Linked DNA regions of Homo sapiens: region 2 is linked to region 1. Evidence: chromatin loops called from intact Hi-C (ENCODE). Cell type or tissue: heart right ventricle. All regions are shown on one strand. Each heading gives the region's core, and the rest is flanking DNA. Links, peaks and the distances in the headings are about the cores only. Region 1 overlaps MAST4 (microtubule associated serine/threonine kinase family member 4). Region 2 overlaps MAST4 (microtubule associated serine/threonine kinase family member 4).

What was found. Peaks named below come from ENCODE experiments on the same cell type or tissue, not always from the same donor. Only the 100,000 strongest peaks of a DNase experiment are listed, where the experiment ranks them.
Region 2: it touches region 1 in a loop (2.1-fold over the local background); 3 of 110 quality-filtered maps call a loop at or near these places.

The regions. Positions count from the first base shown.
Region 1 is chr5:66,827,700-66,833,083 of GRCh38, reverse strand. All of the region lies in intron 3 of MAST4 (microtubule associated serine/threonine kinase family member 4), which reads right to left. Among named protein-coding and RNA genes, the nearest start is that of MAST4-AS1, 170 kb to the left of the region's middle. RefSeq lists an enhancer at 2,852-3,353. In heart right ventricle, for the core only: a CTCF peak has its summit at 2,269 (motif pointing right); DNase peaks (open chromatin) are centred at 3,859 and 4,363; H3K4me3 peaks cover 2,978 bases; H3K27ac peaks cover 3,282 bases.
Region 2 is chr5:66,888,305-66,893,688 of GRCh38, reverse strand. The region is part of intron 3 of MAST4 (microtubule associated serine/threonine kinase family member 4); the gene reads right to left. Among named protein-coding and RNA genes, the nearest start is that of MAST4-AS1, 110 kb to the left of the region's middle. In heart right ventricle, for the core only: no CTCF peak of the experiment used is centred there; a DNase peak (open chromatin) is centred at 2,298; H3K4me3 peaks cover 754 bases; H3K27ac peaks cover 3,218 bases.

The DNA of each region.
Region 1 (5,384 bases), core at 273-5,272:
CTGAACACAAGATTTTGAGGACATGCCATTTTTATCCCCTAAGGATCAGGAAATAGAAACTACAGTACTATATCTATTTCAGAGGCAGAAATTGAACTCCTCCAATGGGTAAGAAACACCACTCGGATATGGCATTGATTTGTCTAATAAACTAAGGACCCACAACTGCAAAAAGTTCATTTGCCATCTGGATACTTCCTGTCCCAAAGAAGTCTCAATGTCTTTCTGGAATTGCTGAAGAACAAAAGTGCTTTATCCCAAAGATGAATTAATATTATCATAAATGTTTCTATTATAATCTTCCAACTAGACTTCTTCCCTATAGCCAGTCAGAGTCTTCAAATGAATATAGACAGAGTAATACTCCCATGTAATGATCCTACTATTGAATTTCAGGTAAAGTGTAAACATACCCATAATTATATTAAGGTTGAGACAGAAGAAACATTGAGACATTGTGACTTGAATATACATTCATGCACCATGAGACAGAGGCAGATTGATGCTCAGTTAGAACATAAGAATCTATCTGCTATTTTGCTTCCTAAAATTGAATTCTAGACCAAGGCCAGCGGAAAATCAGAGCCTAGGCCAGCGTAAGAATGTTATCTTTTTGTTGTTGTTTTAAATAAGGTGGGAAGGGCAGGGGACAGGGGTGGGGGGTGTGCAGTCGGGTTTAGAAGAAAGAGAAGCAAACCAAACAAAAAAAAACCTAAACACACTCACAGATCTAGAAGTCTAAACAATAAACATTTCATTGCTTTTCGTTGATGTTTAACTGCATCATAGAGGAAATTTGGGGAAAACATTTTTTCACATTCTAGCTGCACGTGAGAGTCTGGAAGTGGATGGAAATGGTAATATTTAATTGGGGGGCGTGTGTGGGGAGGTGATCATGAGAAGATGATGCCAGGCAGAGCAAAGCACCAGAGGATGGCAGGAAAGGCATCGTCAGCCGCTCTGGGATGCCCCTCTCTTTTAGTAAGTCATGCCTGCCTTACGATGCCTATTGTTCATTGTTCTCCAGCCTTAGGATCTATCACATTAGGGATAGGGATACTTTCATTAAAACAAATAAAGAGAAACATATAACAGAAATCACTGAAACAATTAATTTCCCTGACAGTTAAAAAATATGATCCACGTATGAGGAATATTAGGCCCAAAAGGAACCAGTTATCCCTTGATGAATTAGACCTGTCTAGAAATTCAAATTGCCCAAAGTACAAGGTCGGCCCAAGCCCATCCATCCATCAGAATTTCCTATGTTTTGAGATGCAATCTGAAAAGTTTTCTAGATTCTAACACTAGAAACCACTGGGGCTGCTTTCTCTCATTCTCATTTCAAAGGCAGTGATTGAAGTGCTATCAGTAGTACTGGAAATATGAATACAGTCCATAGAAAAGATGGAAAAGTGCAGTCACTTAAGATGAACAACTCAGTTGTGCTGCCATTTTATGAGCTTGTCATGATTTGAGAAATTATATGTTCTGACTGAAAATAATTTTTCAAAGTCCAAATTTTAAAAACACCACTAATAGTCTCGTGTTTTAAAAACTAGAGGTACTGAACTTTTTAAAATTGGTCCTAAATACATACTGCATCATTTTATACTAAACACATAATACATTATTGTAAAATTAGATTTGAGAATTAGAATAGTGTATACTCCAGATTTTTGACACTGGGCTTTAAGTTAAAGAGCTGGTTTGTCTCACATACTATGTATCTATTCAATGCACAGATGCTTTTAAAAATAATGTAAACTCCCCTATATTAGCCTGTCATAATGATCCCTGTAAATAAATGTTTACTAGGTTTACTGATAACTGTTCTAACTTAAGGACAAATTCAGACAACAAACATGGTGTATAAATACAACAAGTTCATTTCATAAGCAATGATATGGAATGTTATAGAGAATAGAAATCATCCCTTGGTTTTCAACAATATTTATTGGGTTCCTCCTAGATGCTAGTACATTTATTATATGACCCTTAACTTTAAAGAACTCAACTCTACCCATCTACTTATTTAGTACACTCAAAAGTCATATATTACAGTATGCATTTTACAGAATAATACACAGACACCAAGAGGGTGTGTCAGGATTACCTCACAACACAGGATTGGAGCCAGGAATAGAGATATGCAGGTTTCAGCCTAGCTTTACTAACACAGGTATACCTCATTGGCAGGTTCAAATGTTCCACATAGCTATCTATATTTGTAAATTAATTTTATTCTTAAATTCACTAGGTGGCGTTACTCTTATGAACTCTACAGTGACATGTGTGGTAATACAAATACATAAAGTGTGTATTCTGTAAATAGTTTCCCTACAGTGGAATTTCTAAAAACAGCTACTCTATGTAATGTCTTTCTTTAAATGTTAGATGCAATGGGAGTAAAAGCAAAATAGGTTTTGTATTAAGCCACAGTAAAGTTGTAACCATGAAGTGGCAGAACTTTCAAGCACTTTTATGTTGTTATTTTTCACAGCATGAAGACTTATCTCATCCAGAAGAGAAAATATTCCTTATCCATTATACAGAGGACGGCAGGTGTAGAAAAAGTATATTAAGTACAATAAAAACCTAGCACTCTAATAATATATTAGCAAGTATTCCTTTGTTTTGTAGCAAATATTTTAAATAGAAAATAGCTCCATTATTTTAATTAATGAAAAATAATGATTCCTTTATTTCTAAAATTAAAGGCCCATGAAAACCATGCCCCTCACAAGCACTATATGCTTCAACTATCTCCTCTGAAGTTGTGATAACAGACATATTACAGAAATAACAAAAACTTAAAAAAGGAATTTCTTCTGAAAAACATTTTCAGATCATTTAAAATGAATTAAAGGAAAGAGAAAACTCACAGAAGAATTACTATCCAGTCACTAATAATCTGAACTATTCAGAGTTTAACAGAGTTAATCATCTTTTTAACAAAGAGCCTTTCCATATTTAACAACTGACCCCAAAGAGGACGTGGACACAAACAGCTGTGCATTACCAGAACTTTATAGAGGTGATGAAAACAAAGAAAAGGAAATCCACAGCAGTGACTAACCACACTGTGCATTCAAAAACAATGACCACACTGAAATTCATTAAGGAGGTAGTCTGTTTACTTAGGTTTGAACAATAGATGGTATGTAACCCCAACTTCTCTAATCCCTCTTTTGTTTAGCTGCAAATAATCCTTTCGTTGCCTATATTAATATTATAGTAATATGAATATTAGTATTAATAATTGATACTTAGAACAAAAAGCAGACAGCTAGACCAGCTGAAATTCAAAGACTTAATATTAAGGAAACATTTCTAAATGTGCTGTATATTCTGTATTCCAAGCATTTTTTTTAATATCAAAATAATATATAAGAGTTTAACAATGGCTAATGATTAGATTCTTTCACAAAGAAAAATATCACTTATATACAGGACAAAGAGTTATGCAGGAGTTAACCATACTAATGTTGAACATACTTATGTTCTGGCTTCCTTAAACTTATAAACTGCCAAGCAGATGTTTTGTTGTTGTTGTTTTTTCCAAGTTTTCTGATTTGCCAAGTTTTAACTCAGAATGTATTTGTACAATAAAGTCAGAGTAATTTCATCAGAGAAACTTGGGTACAAAAAAGCAAGGCAGTGAGTTACATATCTTTTCTCATCTCAACATAAACAAATTACAGCAAACTTTGAGCTGCCAGCAAAAACTTTCATTTCACTGACGGGGAAAATTCCCAGCAGCTGCACACAACTGCAAGGCGATCAGACAGATGCCGCCGAGCGGAGGTTGATCCCGACACAAAACTGAGTCCTGCGTTCCCAGAATTGAAAGGAGTTGCTACCCCTCGACAGACTTCCCAGACACTTGACGGCATGCCAGATCAGTGCATCAGCTGTCACTGCCAGCCACAATTTAACTATTCTTGAATAACCAGTAGAAAAACAAACCACCAAAGTGTCAAACTAAAAGTCATATCTATTGTCTCTGACAAAAGCAGCTTCCTCACTGAACCCTGTGATGTGTCATACCTGTAACCAGAAACTCCGTATAGCGTTGCCATGTAGATACTAAGAATTATGCACATATTCGTGCCCAGTAAAGGAATGACAAGGGAACTTTGAAATCCTCAATGGCTGGCCACTGACAATGCTACATGTCAAGAATGGAGCAGTCTCCTACCTGGAGCCCTCTTCGTCTTAGAATGCTGGACTCATCCATCTCACCCTCTGCTTTCTCTGAGCCTCTCACAACAGTCTAGCCATGCTGTACTACCTCTACTTCAGCACGCTAATTCAGAGCCCGGCAGCTGCTAAACACTTACATCACGCTCTAGCTGATTGGAGCCCGGAGTCAGCTGGTCCAGCTTAGTTATTCACTCCAGCAACTTCGGAGATCACGGATGCTTGCAGTTCGGTGGGAGAGAGCAGCAAGTGGGCTCAGACACCTAATGCATTTATCCAGGTGGAGGAGGCTCTTGCTATTAGACAGGAAATCGTGAGATCCTTGTTTTCTCTTCTTCAGAATGCTGGCTGTGGCATTTCAGGAGACCACTAAATGGCTTTCGGCAGTAGCTTTGGGTCAAGCCCCATCTGAAGCAACTATAAGGTCACAGTGGCTAAGTAAATCAGCGGTGACAGACACCTCTGTAAAAGGCAGCCGCTGACTGGGATGGTGAAAAACTAGGGCACAGCTGGTCAGCCAAGCAGCACCACTATGCCTGGCGCTCATCTCTTCCAAAGGCATCAAAGAAAACAAAAATGTAGCAGAACACACATGCTGCCTGCAAACCTGAAAACGGAGGGCTCAGGGCAGCTGCTCTCCAGCCACCAAACCCTTTACACCTCCCAGCATGAAAGCCCATTCATTTACATAAATACCTGCCCTTCAGTTCCTACTAGCTCAAAGACAGAAACAGTTTAATTTCCCTCATGATAATAACTTAGTTCTGCTGATACCTGACCAAAATGTAAAAAGGTTGGGTGGAGGGGATTCTAAGAGCCATCATTAGTTGGAATATTTAACCTATGTATAGTGTATAAGCAGCTAAAGAAAAAATTCCCATCGTGCAATTTCACAGTCTGTCTCAGCTTGTTTACTCCGTTCATCCTCATCTTATCTCAATTGAAAGCAACCAAGAGATGAATATTAAGTTTTCATTACTGGCATGGCACAGGAGTAACAACATACGACACTACCAATTCATAATAAATTATTCCTCCTTGGTGTCTATTCTAAAGATATTTAAATTGAGAGAATAGTTTGATCCTGAGAGAGATACAAGGACCAACTGTACTTTGTCTAAGAACGACCTCTTTCACTCTATCCATTAGAATAATTATTTTTCTTGAAAGTTAGGAAGACA
Region 2 (5,384 bases), core at 195-5,194, 61 kb before region 1:
AAAATAACAGTAAAATCCTTGTGGGAAATGTGAGATGGATGGAGAATCCTAAATTATCTTTCTCTTTTTACAGATTTTATTTAATTTTCTTTTTGTATCTATAATCATAATGCACTTTCATATATTTATTTGTGCTAGTCAAGTTAAGCAAAATAAACCAGCCAGGCACAGTGGCTCATGCCTATAATCTCTCAGGATTTTGGGAGGCCGAGACGTGTGGATCACTTGAGGTCAGGAGTTCGAGACCAGCCTGGCCAAAACGGTGAAACCCGTCTCTACCAAAAAAAAGACACACACACACACACAAAAAAAAAAATTAGCTGGGCGTGGTGGCACGTGCCTGTGGTCCCAGCTACTCAGGAGGCTGAGGCAGGAGAATCGCTTGAACCCAGAAGGCGGAGGTTGCAGTGAGCCAAGATGGCACCACAGCACTCCAGCCTGGGCTAAAGAGCAAGACTCTGTCTTAAAAAAACAACATCAAAAACAAAACAAAACAAAACAAAAACAAAATAAACCACAAAAGGCTAAAACAAAATGCTTGCTGGGTTTATATGTAAATTTTATTTGATCAAAACCACAACACTCACTTTCTTTGAAAAATAAAGAAATTAGCTACCTTATTCCTTTCTTTCCAAGTTGGCTTTTTCTGCCATAAAGCTAAATGAACAAGACTGTGGTATCAGTTCTCATAAGCCCTTTATACAGACAAAGTCTCCGAGTCATGATATGACTGTCTAGTGTGGTTTATTAAGATTTTATCATAAACTGCGTCTATAAGCTTCATCACAAAATCAGCTGGCTGCCTGGACAGGACACACAAGTCTTCCCATGGAAAGCCCAGAGGAGATCAGCAATTGACCAGAGTTGCAAAGCCATGAGATAGTGGAATCAAATGAACCTATGTCATCCAGTTCCAATTTTTTCCCCTATACTCCACCACGGCAATGTCAGAGAGTGGGAGACAGTGGTGATGTGAGCAACTGAAAGGAGAGGTTTGAATAAATACACGAGCAGGGAGGGCTGGTACTGATAATAAAGAGGGCACTCTTTCCCCTAACGAGGAAGAAAGGAACAGGTGAAAACAGGCACTTTTCAAAGATAAGCAAAGTAAAACTGAAGCAATTCACTTGAAGTTCTGTAATTTCAGTAATACAGAAGGCAAAAGTCTTCTACCAAGGGCAAAGGCAAGGGCACATGTGGGGATTAAAGCCAACAAAATGGGTTTCCTTTATTCAATCACATACTTTTTAGTAAAGGTGGATATGGCTGGTGCTGTGCCAGACACTGGGGAGAAAGGACTTTACTCACTGTAAAATACAGTGTGAAAAGGCCTGGAATAGAGGTCTTTTCAAAGTATGCAGTAATACAAAAGGGAGGAGGGTGATCAGTTTCTCTGAGGAGGGTCAGGACTGTTTCTTCCCCAATGTTTCTTGTTATTCATGCTAACAAAATACAGTGGAACTGATACTACCTTCAATCTCAAGGATAAGCTCCAATTAAACTAATGACAAAACTCACTGCTTTCATCAAAGTAATTGGTTTAAAGATGACATGTGACTCAACCTGAGCAAATGCAAAATGATGCATAATGATGCATAAGATGCAAAATGATGTTTGCTCAGGGCTTCTGGGAAAGAACTTCCTCCCTTGTCCGAGAGAGCTAACGAGAAAGAAGTAGCATTAAACCTACAAAACTAATGGCAGCCACAAGAATAGGTGTCACAGGTAGCAGACAAGAAAGCCTGGTAGAACCTGGGTCTTGGGTGAAATCTCTGAAACAATACATCTACCCTTGCGTGTATTTGGACTTCTCTGGTACATGAGCCAATCGAGTCTCTTTATTGTTTAAACCAGTTTAACTTGTGTTTTCTAGTCTTTGCAATTCAAAAATTCCTAAGTGACACAATACTTGAGCCTGGTCTTTCTTTTGCAATGTCTGGGAATTAGCCTGGCAGCCTTGGGAGTAGGTGAGAAAGGGGAATTCCAGAAGAGAGAACAGACGTAGTCAGGTAGGGTGGAGTGAAACAGAACACACTCAGGAAACAACATGGCTGGAACAGAGATCAGGAAGGAAAAATCAGCAGGACAGGAGTATGGAGGCAGGGACAGGGCCACATCATAGAAGGGTTTTGGAAGTGGCTGCCTTTATCTTATAGGGAATGGTGAGCTCATGGAACATTTTAAAGAGGGGAATAAGATGGCCTAATCAACATGTTAAAAAAGATTACTCTGGCATTAGGGTGTCACATGGCTCTGGGAGGGCAACATGGGAGAGAAGTTAGGACACTTCTTTAATTATCCAGGAAGCATGGCTGAGGGCCAGGAACAAGGAAGAGGCAGTGAGGAGGAGGAGGAGGGGCAGAGTCAGGAGAGAAATGTGTGTACAGGATCCACAGGAGTTGAGAGGAAATGCTTAACTCCTGGGCTGATTTAGAATAGTTGTGGTGGAGCTCAGGACAGGGTACCATTCAGAGATGAGGAGAAAAGACTGTCTAAAAGCACTGAGGGCCTTTCGGAAGTTAAGCAAAATGCAAATCTGAAAGTGGATGAAAAGATGGCAAACGATTTAAGTTACACCAGCGAGTCCCTGATGAGCAGGAATATGAGACAAACTGTAAAATAAAATCCCAGATTTTGCTTAGATGAAAAGTTAAACATCATTCATGACAACCACCTTTTCCACTTTAAATTTTTTACACAAATAGTGGGAACTGTCTTTCTTTACTAAGCTCATCTACCTTCACTACCTTAATAATGGCATCTCACATTTACTGCACAGTGACATACATTATCTTATTTAAACTTCACTATTATTCTCATTTTAGAGATGAGAGAACTGAGGCACACACAGGCTAAGTAACTCACACAAGGTCATAGAGCTGGTAGAAGGCTTAGCTTGTCTTTGAATCCACATCTGCCCAAGTCCAGAGTATGTTAATTATTTTTCATCACCAAGTAATGACTTGATACTTTTGCACCACAGACCCCTCCTGTAGGCTATCAGGCTGCATTCATAGTTGGTAACACACTGTCAATTACTCTTAGGAGAGACACAACACAGATCTTGGCAACTCTTTCTAAGCAAATTTCACACTTTTTAGAGACTCTGATTTTATGTGAACCAAAGCCCTGTGAATATGTTACTTTTAACACAGACCTTTTAAAGCAGAAGAAGCGTAACAAGTCAAATAATCAGCTAACCTCAAGTAAACGGACAAATGAAACAAGCTTCCTTTCTAGTCAATTATTATGGGTTTTGATGCTTCCTAACACATTATACCCTTGATGTCAAAATCGAGCTTGAGAATCAGACATTTGTACACATATTGTCTTTCAAGTCAGTATGACCTAGGAGGAATATGTCTCCTAAGTCAAAGTTTACATGCTTCTCTGCAGGGTTTTGCTGAGTAGTAGCCAACAGTTACATGAATAACAGCTCTAGTTTATTGTTTATTATATACTAACTGAAGTGCATTTATTATATCAAGGTTAATAGCTTCCAGCCCACAGTCATATTGTACTTTGTGTGCTCACTTTGTTCTCAAAGAACAAAAGAACTCTCTCTTTCAAGCAAAAGTTTCTGCGTCGTTTTTAAAATTAAAGAAACTAGTTTTGATCAAATTAGAGAAGGCACAGTCCTTCATAAAAAAAAGAAGCTAAAATATAAAACTCATATTAGATCAATTGAACTCATAGCTTAAAACAATCCTTATTTAAGTCAATTGTATGTTTCATAGTGATTAAACAAATAGGATCAGGATTCAGACATACCCATATTCTAATCCAAGCCAATGCCAGGAAGCATCCTTCATAAACTTTAACTTCCCTAAGATTCAATTTCCAAAATTACAAAATGAAAATAATACAGCTTATCTTATGGGGTGTTGAGAAGATTAATGCTAACACATGTCCTGCATGTGGCACAGCTCCCAAACCTAAGAGCACCCTTCGTGTTAGCTATGACTATTTAAGTGCACTGCTTGAATTAGAAGAAGGAATCTAGGGCACAACTACAGAGCTACGGTAAAGAGACAGCACCGACTCAATAAAAGAGCAAGGGTATGTGACCCACACATCTTCTCCACCTCTAAATACTGAACCTGGGCAAAGGGCTGTGAATACATTTGAAAATTCGAAGCAAATTAGACTTCAGTGAAATCACACACCCTGCTATTAATCAGTAAGAAAATTACTTTAGCAGAAGGAGATCAAACACCAATGCTAGCTACATATTTAGAATTTTAATTGCCTTTAGGATAGTGCAAATTTAGAGATCCTTCAGGATCTCTATAAAATTAAAGTCATTGTGGACAACTTTTGTGATTTCCTTTTTTTCCTAGAATGATTTATGAAGGCTCTTGATAAATATGCGTATCAGCCCTGCCACTTAACTATGTTTCTTGTTACTTGGGAAAGCCTGTGACCTACAGTGAGCTTAGATAAAAAGGCAACACCGCACAGCTGTGCCCCACAAGGCTCCACAATTTTTTCAGTTCTTCCATCCATTACCAGCAAATTACAGTAAATTCGAAGTATTGATCTGCACAACCCTATATGGGAAGAAAGTTACCATCGACTTTTATTGCTTATTGTTGGGTCCAATTCCCTAGAATCAATAAAAGCTACAATGTTCATAAGCTTCTAAAAAGCTAGTTAATATAGTGGATATAAGACACCTTTTAGAATCACTATAAATCTATAGGATTCTTCAACGGAACAGTGGCAAACATCTTCAATGTTCAAAAGCTTTATTTGATTTTAGAGTCTTCTCATTATCCAGGAAAATGCCCTGGGAAAGAAGTGAATATCAATGATGTGGAATAAAAACTCAGCAACTAGAAAGAACCCTGCTTAACAGATTTCTACTTTCACTTTTCAGTTCACTTGCATTTCCACACCAACCTCACTGTCCAATCCACAGCCAATCATTAAGAATTGTGTCTCTCACATAGATTTAAGATGAGTTTTCTTGACAGGGCTTTCCAGGACCCATCAGGGGACGAGTTTGCTAATAAATGTACATTTCAACTGCCCCTAATTTGAAGAATCAATATTCTTTTATGAACCAATTTTTTAAAATCAGATAATAATTCAAGTGTTCTATTAAAATTACAGACAACCTTAATACCAAAAGAAAAAGGCTTTTTATAGAACCAGGAGACAGAATTGGATGAGACTATTTGAAAAGTGATACTGAATTTACTCTGCTGAGATTAATCATTTTTATTTACTACAGACACCTTGTGGTTTATCTAGCAGTCCCTATTCTGAAAGCCTATTTTAGTGTAGAAATTTACTGGCAAATCAGCTCAAGGGACCTCTTGAACTGCTATATGAAGCTAATACCCACAAGTCTACTTTCTTCTGGCCATTCCTCTCCATCT